3 separate regions of the Homo sapiens genome follow, and all the other regions are linked to region 3. Evidence: chromatin contacts called from ENCODE Hi-C or POLR2A ChIA-PET data. All regions are on one chromosome and are shown on one strand. The core of a region is the stretch at or near the end of the contact, and the rest is flanking DNA. Distances in the headings are between cores, read along the strand shown. Region 1 holds the start of ETAA1 (ETAA1 activator of ATR kinase). Region 2 holds the start of DNAAF10 (dynein axonemal assembly factor 10). Region 3 holds the start of ACTR2 (actin related protein 2).

The links. Hi-C counts contacts between places; a loop is a spot of excess contacts on that map. ChIA-PET counts read pairs that join two places held with the same protein, here RNA polymerase II (POLR2A). Pooled maps may share reads with other maps.
Region 1: a map of natural killer cell shows a loop between it and region 3 (16-fold over the local background). The contact joins the promoter of ETAA1 here to the promoter of ACTR2 in region 3. A Hi-C loop is called at or near these places in 1 of 168 maps with a recorded cell type or tissue (natural killer cell), 1 of 37 single-sample maps with no recorded cell type and 9 of 50 pooled maps. POLR2A ChIA-PET finds 5 or more read pairs at or near these places in 1 of 52 experiments (activated T-cell).
Region 2: a pooled map shows a loop between it and region 3 (8-fold over the local background). The contact joins the promoter of DNAAF10 here to the promoter of ACTR2 in region 3. A Hi-C loop is called at or near these places in 9 of 50 pooled maps. POLR2A ChIA-PET finds 5 or more read pairs at or near these places in 3 of 52 experiments (GM12878, Panc1 and activated T-cell).

Annotation. Positions count from the first base shown.
Region 1 is chr2:67,395,630-67,398,738 of GRCh38, forward strand. ETAA1 (ETAA1 activator of ATR kinase) reads left to right here and starts at 1,704. Exons shown (of 6, transcript NM_019002.4): 1 at 1,704-2,042. The coding sequence starts at 1,820.
Region 2 is chr2:68,155,900-68,158,976 of GRCh38, forward strand. It overlaps DNAAF10 (dynein axonemal assembly factor 10), which reads right to left and starts at 1,628. Exons shown (of 8, transcript NM_138458.4): 1 at 1,362-1,628. The coding sequence starts at 1,544. It overlaps PNO1 (partner of NOB1 homolog), which reads left to right and starts at 1,989. Exons shown (of 7, transcript NM_020143.4): 1 at 1,989-2,242; 2 at 2,481-2,630. The coding sequence starts at 2,036. RefSeq lists enhancers at 871-1,803, 1,261-1,400, 1,681-1,920, 2,201-2,300.
Region 3 is chr2:65,226,544-65,229,354 of GRCh38, forward strand. ACTR2 (actin related protein 2) reads left to right here and starts at 1,288. Exons shown (of 9, transcript NM_005722.4): 1 at 1,288-1,414. The coding sequence starts at 1,367. It overlaps LOC124907779 (a long non-coding RNA gene), which reads right to left and starts at 1,056. Exons shown (of 2, transcript XR_007086461.1): 1 at 938-1,056. RefSeq lists enhancers at 279-1,168, 1,169-2,057, 2,130-2,219 and a silencer at 1,440-1,629.

The DNA.
Region 1 (3,109 bases), core at 454-2,953, 2.2 Mb after region 3:
GTCACATTTATAATTATGCCTGGTGACCTTTGTTTTATTTCAAATGCGTTCTGTCATGAAGACAATTTATACCTTCTAAAATGTTATTTTATCTTCTACAATTAAATTTATAATGAATATATATGCACCTGATTTGGGGATAAAGTTTGAGGTAAAGGTCATGTTTCTTTCTTTTTCTACATGAACATCAAATAGACCAAGCACTATTTAATTTCAAAAGTCCTTTTACCATTGCTCAGAAGGGTCACCTTTGTCTTAAATCGTGTTCATTTATATGGAAGTCTGTTTCTGTGCTATCCTGTTTCTTTCATCTTTGTCTATCCTGACACCATCATAACACTGTCTTAATTACCATATAAGTCTTGATACCTGGTAGATATCAACCCTCATTATTCTTCGAGAGATCTTCAAGAGTTTATTGATATTTTTGGTCCCTTGCATTTTCATATAAATTTTAGAAAAAACTTACCATGTTACACACACACAGTCACACACTGGGCCTTCATATGTATTTATGTTGAATCTATAGGTCAGTTTGGAAATAGCTGACATTGTAACAATATTGAGTCTCACAACCCATGAACATAGTGTAACCATTTATTTAGGTCTTCGTTTTCTTTCAAAAAAAAAATTTTTTTTTTTTTTGAGACGGAGTCTTGCTCTGTTGCCCAGGCTGGAGTGCAGTGGCGCAATCTCGGCTCACTGCAACCTCCACCTCCCAGGTTCAAGCAATTCTCTGCCTCAGCTCCCAAGTAGCTGGGATTACAGGCACCCGCCACCACGCCTGGCTAATTTTTGTATGTATGTATGTATGTATGTATTTACTTATTTTACACGAAGTCCCCCTCTGTCGCCCAGGCTGGAATGCAGATGCGCGATCTCTGCTCACTGCAAGTGCAGTGGCGCAATCTCGGCTCATTGCAACCTCCGCCTCCCAGGTTCAAGCAATTCTCCTGCCTTGGCCTCCCCAGTAGCCGGGACTACAGGCACGCACCACCATGCCCGGCTAATTTTTTGTATTTTTAGTAGAGACGGGGTTTCACCATGCTGGTCAGGCTGGTCTTGAACTCCTGACCTCGTGATCCGCCTGCCTCGGCCTCCCAAAGTGCTGAGATTACAGGCTTGAGCCATGGCGCCCGGCCTCAAAAATGTTTTATAGTTCTCTTTGTAGGAAGGACAATCTTTAACTTATTCCTAGTTACTTGCTATCTCATGCACTATTATAAATAGTATCTCTTTAAAACTTCAATTTTATATCTGTTGCTAATCTATTGAAACACATTGATCTTTGAATATTGACTTTGTATCCAGCAACTCTTAAATTAATTTAGTAATTTTTTCTACTTTCTTTTGGATTTTTCTATGCACATAGCATCTATGAAAAATTAACTGTATTTCCTCTTCTTGAGAAATTCGAAGACTCTCAATAATCTGAATTTGACTAACGTGCAATTTTCGTTGTAAATTCAATAAAAAGTTGCTAGTGTATTCAATCTTTCCAACTCACAAGCTCCCACTCTCAGTTTACGCGGACCTGACTACTACCCGAACAACCCCCACCAGTCTGGAGGATTTTGAGCCTAGACACTCCTCCAGAGCAGGCTCCTGTCCCGGCTGCGGAAGTGCGCGCGCCCTCGGCACCTTAACAGTTCCGCCCCTCTCCCGGACCCAGCCAATCAGCGGCCGCCTCTTGCGCGCGCCCCACCGACCAAAATGGCGGCTGCCGTTGGTGCGGGGTGCGGTTTGTAGTGCTGTTGCCCTACTCATCCCTTTGCAAAATGTGAAAGAAGAAGCGGCTGGTGGAGGCGGGCCATAGGCAATGAGTCGGCGAAGGAAACATGATGACAGCCCTAGCCCGAAGAAAACGCCGCACAAAACAGTGGCGGCGGAGGAATGCGGCTCGGTGGTCGAGCCAGGGAGGAGGCGGCTGAGATCGGCCCGCGGTTCGTGGCCCTGCGGGGCTAGAGAGGGGCCTCCCGGGCCAGTGCGGCAGCGAGAGCAGCCTCCGACCGCCGCCCTGTGCAGTAAAAGTAACCCCGAGGGTGAGACGTCGGCAGCGCGGCCTGCCTTGGCTTCGGCGCCGCATCCCCACATCCCAGCTTGCAACAGGGAAATCTGGGGTGGGGGTGGAGTCTGGAGCGTGTATTCTGTCTCTGGGATTCACCCCTCGAGAGTCCAAAAATAATCCTATACCACTCCCCGATGGGCTTTTGTCCCCGAACTTCAGCACTACCCCGTTAGGTTTGACCATCCATTTGCCTCCGCCACAGGAATAGGTAATGTGGTTTACCTGTTTGCGGGAGGGCGGCTGCTTTCCAGGCTGCTCCTCCAGTCAGCAGCAGTGGTGGAGTGAGAAGAAACAGCTGATAGGCCCGCTAACCTCAGTTTTTGCCCGGAGAAGTTATTTCTCTTTAAACCCTTTTTTTCCCTGTGACCTGCTTTAGAGAAGAGTTCATAGGAAAAGTTAAAGTTTGTCTCAAAGCCTGGTAGATGTCTCACCTCATTGTGAATAAACCGGAAGTTCCTGTGTGTAACATCCCTCCAAATAAGATACTAAGGATCTCTTTCGTCTCGATTAGTTTTAGGTGTTACTTTTTAAAAGACTTCTAGTAAATCTTAGTTGGAACTGAAACTCATACAAAAGCCTTTATTCTGGAGCATGTTCTTGAAATAGTGCTTTTTTTTTTTTTTTTTTTTTTATACCTTACGTGTCTTTTTTCTTTTGGGAAAGAATCTCGCCCTGTCGCCCAGGCTGCAGTGCAGTAGCACAATCTCGGCTCACTGCAACCTCCGCCTCCCGGGTTCAAGCGATTCTCCTGCCTCAGCCTCCCAAGTAGCTGGGACTACAGGCGTGTGCCACCTCGCCCGGCTAATTTTTTGTATTTTTGGTAGAGACAGGGGTTTCACCGTGTTAGCCAGGATGGTCTCGATTTCCTGACCTCGTGATCCACCCGCCTCGGCCTCCCAAAGTGCTGGGATTACAGCCACCGCGCCCGGCCACCTTACATGTCTTTAATAATACTCCTATAAAGCAATTTGGGAATGAACAAAAATCTTTATAAAAATTTGAAAGTGATTCTAGACAAAAATTCCCAAGCATTGGATCACT
Region 2 (3,077 bases), core at 378-2,877, 2.9 Mb after region 3:
CAGCCTAGGCAACACGGTGAAACCCCATCTCTACCAAAATAAAAAATAAAAAAATAAAAAGTACAAAAAAATTAGTTAGGTGTGGTGGCACACACCTGTAGTCCCAGCTACTTGGGAGGCTGAGGTGGGGAGGCGGAGGTTGCAGTGAGCTGTGTTTGCACCACAGCACTCCGGGCTGGGTGACAGATTGAGACCCTGTCTCAAAAAAAAAAAAAAAAAAAAAAAAGCCACTGGTTACCAGAAGCTAAGTGATGAACAATACAAGGAACGAAGGAAAGGTAGAAAAAAATAAGCCATGTTTCATGTTTGTCATTCAGGGAAACTTAAAGCGGGATGGGGTCTTACATACTTTCTATTCTAGGCTTAACAGTCCAAATTGTATTCATCCTTTATCTACCAGTTTAATCCCTACCTCCTCCAAGCAGATTCTCTCCATAGGTTTTGATCCCCAGAGTTAACCTACCCTGCACTTGTAGTCTATTACAACCCTGATCTGATAATGACTGATCATTTTTTCAGGTAACAAAATCAACACTTTTTAAAAACTATAAACAGCTATAAAATGCTAGTTACTATCATTATTCTCTAATTCTTTCACTAGTAATCTTCAAAAAAACCTTGCAAACCTAATCTTTCCACACCCTGCTTAAATCCTTTCAGTTGTGTCCGTTTTTTCTTAGAAAAAAGGCATAAATCCTTTGAATGTCCTACAGATCTTGCAATGTCTGGTTCCTGCTTATCCCTCTAGTTTCTTAAGGAGATAAACTTCTTCCCATCACTGAGCTTCTGCATGTGCAGAAGCCCTGGAAACCTTGTCCTTTACTCCTAGTTTGACCTAGTTAGCTTCTGCACATACCAAAATCTGTTTTCATTCATCCCAAATCTGTTTTCACTCTCATTGAACCGTAACCGTGTTCCTTTGTGTGAGACAACTCATCTCGGTTTGTATTTATGTATCGTTGCTTTGATTATTGAACTGAGTATCTCTCCCACTAGAAAATAAACTCCATGAGATGGGGGACATTACCATTCACATCCCTGGGAATACCAGGCACTCAGCTGATGCCTGTCGAATGTGTTAGGTTGCCTCTTCCAACCACACTGCAGGCATCCTGGTGCCCGCTTTGGCTGGACTGCACTGGGGGTGGCAGGACGGTTGGGCGCGGAGGAACTACCCCGCGGATGAGAAGAAAGGTTTTAAATAGGAAACATTCCTCAGTCGGCGGTCAGCTTCTCTGGTCTCGCGCGGCTCAAGCCATGCTTTGGGGGACGCTGGGCGAAGGCTCTGGCAAAGAGGAATGCAGACCCCAGGATCCGCACTCGCCCCCAACGGCAGTCCGGATCCTCGACCCGGCACCCACCTCCCGAAGCAGCTTCAGGTCCCCGTGCTGGATCTCGTACAGCTGAATGACGCCGGTGCCCCGTGCGAAGTTGCCCATGGTCACAAATTTGGCGCTGCAGGGCACCCACTTACAGTCAAACACCGTGTAGTTGAAGCCCTTCTGGATATGGGCGATGATCTGAGGCTTCTCGAAGGCCGACATGGTGCAGCCAATTTCAGCTACGGCAACCGCCACACCCAGAGCCCCCAAAAACGGCAACCTGGAAACCAGACTCCAAACATTGGCAATTTGTCCCTCCCGCTTTCCGTATTCTGCCCCAGATGCCCTGGCATGTTGGCTGTAGTTATCCCCGGATAATGCCAGATGCGCTCCTGCGATCGCACAGAATGTTCCTTCACAACAGCACGAATTTGTTTATCGCCTTTACCCACTGCCTTTCGCACACATACATACTAGAGATTACAAAATACTTGGGCTGGGAGTTGCGCGGCTGGAGTGAGCCCAAGACCATCAGGCATATCTTAGGACAGCCTAACCCCGTTTTCCCCCCCACCGGCCCCAAATCCTGCAGGTCCCCGGCCTGTGACGTTTTAGGAAAGGGGCGGAGCTGCAGGGGTGGTTGGCTGAGGCTGGCTTCTGCGTGGTGCAGCTGCGCACGTGTTTCAGCCGGCAGCGCTTTAAGATTTCCGGGGATGGAATCCGAAATGGAAACGCAGAGCGCCAGGGCAGAGGAGGGCTTTACCCAGGTCACCCGCAAGGGTGGCCGACGGGCGAAGAAACGACAGGCTGAACAGCTGTCCGCAGCAGGAGAGGGCGGGGATGCGGGCCGCATGGACACAGAGGAGGCCAGGCCGGCGAAGAGGCCCGTCTTCCCACCCCTCTGTGGGGACGGGCTCCTGGTATGTGGCTGGGACCCTAGGACAGCAACGAGGCAAGGGCCAGACGCGGATCAAGCCGATGGCCTCTGGAGAATGTTGAAGCTGCGGTGGGGCTGTTCTGCCGTGATGCTCAGAGAGAAGTGATTCTTTGAAGTGTAACTAGTTCAGTTAAAGGAGGCCCTTTGTGGATCAGATGTCATTTTAAACTCCATCACCGTCCCTCCATAGCCTTCTGAGTTGTGTGTTCTTTTATTTACAGAGTGGGAAAGAAGAAACAAGGAAAATTCCAGTCCCAGCTAACAGATACACACCATTGAAAGAAAACTGGATGAAGATATTTACTCCTATTGTGGAACATTTGGGACTTCAGATACGCTTTAACTTGAAATCAAGGAATGTAGAAATCAGGGTAAGGAAAATCTCAATCATTTCCCAATACACCAGGCTTTCTCTCCTACAGAGATGAAAAGGCATGAATAGGCTTTACTTAATGGGACTTTTCTGTTGTATGGTTTTTGTCCAGTTTAAAAATTTACCATATTGAGTTTGAACTTCCCAAATGCCTTAAAAATCTGCATTCGATACAAATATTAATTGAATTTGTAAATTAGTTCTGAGATCACACCAAAATACTGGCTCTTCTTCTGTGTATCTTTTATAATGTTCTATGTCAAATTGAGAAAAGGTCGAGTAAAGAGATTGCCATAAACAGAAGCAGGTAAATAATGAATATAAGCACTTGCTGCTTTACAAGAAGTATATACAGTCAGCGTCGGGAATATGTTCTGGGATATGTTTTGTCAGATGACTTAGTCCTTGTGCGAATATTATAGAGTGTACTTACACAAACCTAGAT
Region 3 (2,811 bases), core at 38-2,537:
TTTGAAAATCACTGGTCTAATAAAAGAACAGTGAAAACTGACAGGCAGCTATATTATAAAAAGAATACTGGATTGAGGGTTCATGATGACTGTTTTATTCTAGTTGTTGAACATGTACAGCCATGTCGAAGGAAAAGTTCTATTTCTCACCTCTCATAAAGGATGGCATTTTAAAGGTGAATTTTAATGTCATTCATCTAATAAATATTTGTTGCATGCAATAAGCACAATGTTATTCATATATTCATAGTAAAGTAATAGGGAGAAAGGAAGTACGGAATATCCTGAGGATATCAGCTGTCATCAGAGATGTAACAAGCTGGGTCTCAGAGCACAAGTTTGCCAATTGATTAAAAAGGAAAAAAAATGAGGCATCGTAGATAGAATCATAGGTCCAGAAGAACAGAATTAGAAATAGCTACCACTGAATGAACATTTCCTCCATGCATAGACTTTTATCCTCACCACACCTATGGAGATAGAAGTTATTATCCCCATGCAGACAGGGGTATGCCAAAATCACAAAACTCGTGAGTGGCAGCGCCACGTTTGAAACTGGGGTTGTCTGATTTCAAAGCCAAGGCTCTGGGTTCACAGAAGTACATGTACTTAAGAGGTGTGAAGCAACATGGGACTACTGGAAGGAGGCGGTGAGCCACGAGGCTGGAAATGCAGGCACCTGCTCTCGCTCACTTGACCATAGAGCAACTTGGGCAAAGAAGGGGTGGGCTGACATTGGAGTATGGAACAAACGCATGATTTCAAATAAGCATGTGTGTATCCATCCCAGTTCTGTCCGCTGAAAAGGCCTAGAAGCAATAACACACCAAGCCCTGTCGAATGGTGGGGTCCGCCAGGACCTCCAGGCTTGCTCCCCGCCCTACCCGCCAGCTTCTCCGCCACATTCCACTGCCGCAGCAGAACCGGTGTCCTTCACCTGCCTGCGTCTTCTGCAGTTCGTTAAGCAGCGCCCTTAGCTCCTGTGACACTTTAGGGAGAAAGCCGCAGCACCGGCGATGTTGGCCGCCATTAACGCCCGGCAAAGCGCCCGGAACTAGAAGCAGCGAAGAACCCGGGTGGGCAGCGACCGTGACAGCCGAGCCGGAAGCGGAGCTGCGGGAGGGGCCTCGACGCTCCTCCATCTTTTATTGGAGCTCACCGCTGCCAGTCGCGCTGCCTGCCCGTCCCACCCTTTTCGTGCAGGCATTCAGCTAAATGACGGGCGGAGCCCGGCGGCGGCTTCCGGTCGGGGGAAAAAAGTTGGGCCGAAGGAGGGGCCGGGAAGACGCAAGAGGAAGAAGAGAAAACGGCCGGGCGGCGGTGGCTGTAGGTTGTGCGGCTGCAGCGGCTCTTCCCTGGGCGGACGATGGACAGCCAGGGCAGGAAGGTGGTGGTGTGCGACAACGGCACCGGGGTAAGGGCCGCGCGAGGAGGCCTTGGCGGCCACAGACGCCGGCGGGGACGAGCAGCTGGCGCACGGGCCCTCGGCCCCCAGGGCTGCACCTCCGGGCCCTCGGGGCGAAGGGGCGCGGGGCGGTGCCTCCCACCTCCGCGGGCGTGGGAGCGAGCCGGCCGTTCCCTGGTCTCCCTTGAGCCTGCCACCCATTTAGCCTGCCACCCCCTCACCCTTCCGGGTGGGGGCGGCGGGCGAGACCGGCACTGGACATGGAGCCTACTGACCGCCCGGCAGGGACCTGCTCCGCGCTAATGCGGGGGCAATTGGGCTAAAGCGGACGGAAGCGTAAAAGGCTCGGTTTGTGTGTTCCGAGAAGGGCTCTTTTCCCCAGGGCCACCGGTTTGTAAAAAGGAGAAAGACCTAGAGGCCTTCCTCTTCCTGTATAGTTGAAGATACACCAAACGAGAAGCAGGAAGCGGGTTTACTTAAAAAAAAAAAAAAAAAAAGGGAAGTGCTGTCATGGAGTGTGGACCTCAGCCCTTTCGCTGTGTTTGTTGGGCTTTTTATTAGTTTTTTCGAGGGAAGGGGTCCAGATCGGCAGCGCATCGTTCACTTTTTGTTTTACATACTAGTATTTGGCCCAGGAGTAGGCCCACGGAGACCAGCATGTTCCATTGAGTGGTTTTGGGTGACCTAGGATCCCGCAAGACTCAAGTGTTAATTCCACTAGCCTTAGGGGAAGTTAATTAGTGTTGATTATCCCACCCCCAGCCCCCTTTTTTCCCTTCGTTTCAGTATACAGGTAATGTTAGCCTTTAAGATTCAAAAATTGTAAAATCTGACTAAAGCACTGATTTAGAAACTATTTGAAAATTGTTTCTGTAATCCCAGCACTTTGGGAGGCCCAGGCGGGCAGATCACCAGAGGTTAGGAGTTCGAGACCAGCCCAGCCAACGTGGTGAAACCCCGGTCTCTACTAAAAATACAAAAATTAGCCGGCCGTGGTGGTGCTTGCCTGTAATCCCAGCTACTTGGGAGGCTGAGGCAGGAGAATCCCTTGAAGCCAGGAAGCGGAGGTTGCAGTGAGCCGAGATTGCGCCACTGCACTCCAGCCTGGGCGACAAGAGTGAAACTCCGTCTCAATTATAAAAAAAAAAAATTGTTTCATTCAGACCTCCCTCTTGCCAGATTAAAAAAAAATGTATTTTGGGTAGCAAAGTCAGCAAATTAGAAGATGGAAATATTATTTATTCTGGATGACTTCTATAGTGATTTCTAACCATTTTGATGTTGCAACATTTTGTGAGTTTTCTCCCCTCCCTCCCATAAATATGATGTATGAATTAAAGTTCATTTTACTTGAACAAAACACTTTGGAATCTGAATTGTTGAGGGGGAAAAGAGCTGGTATTTAC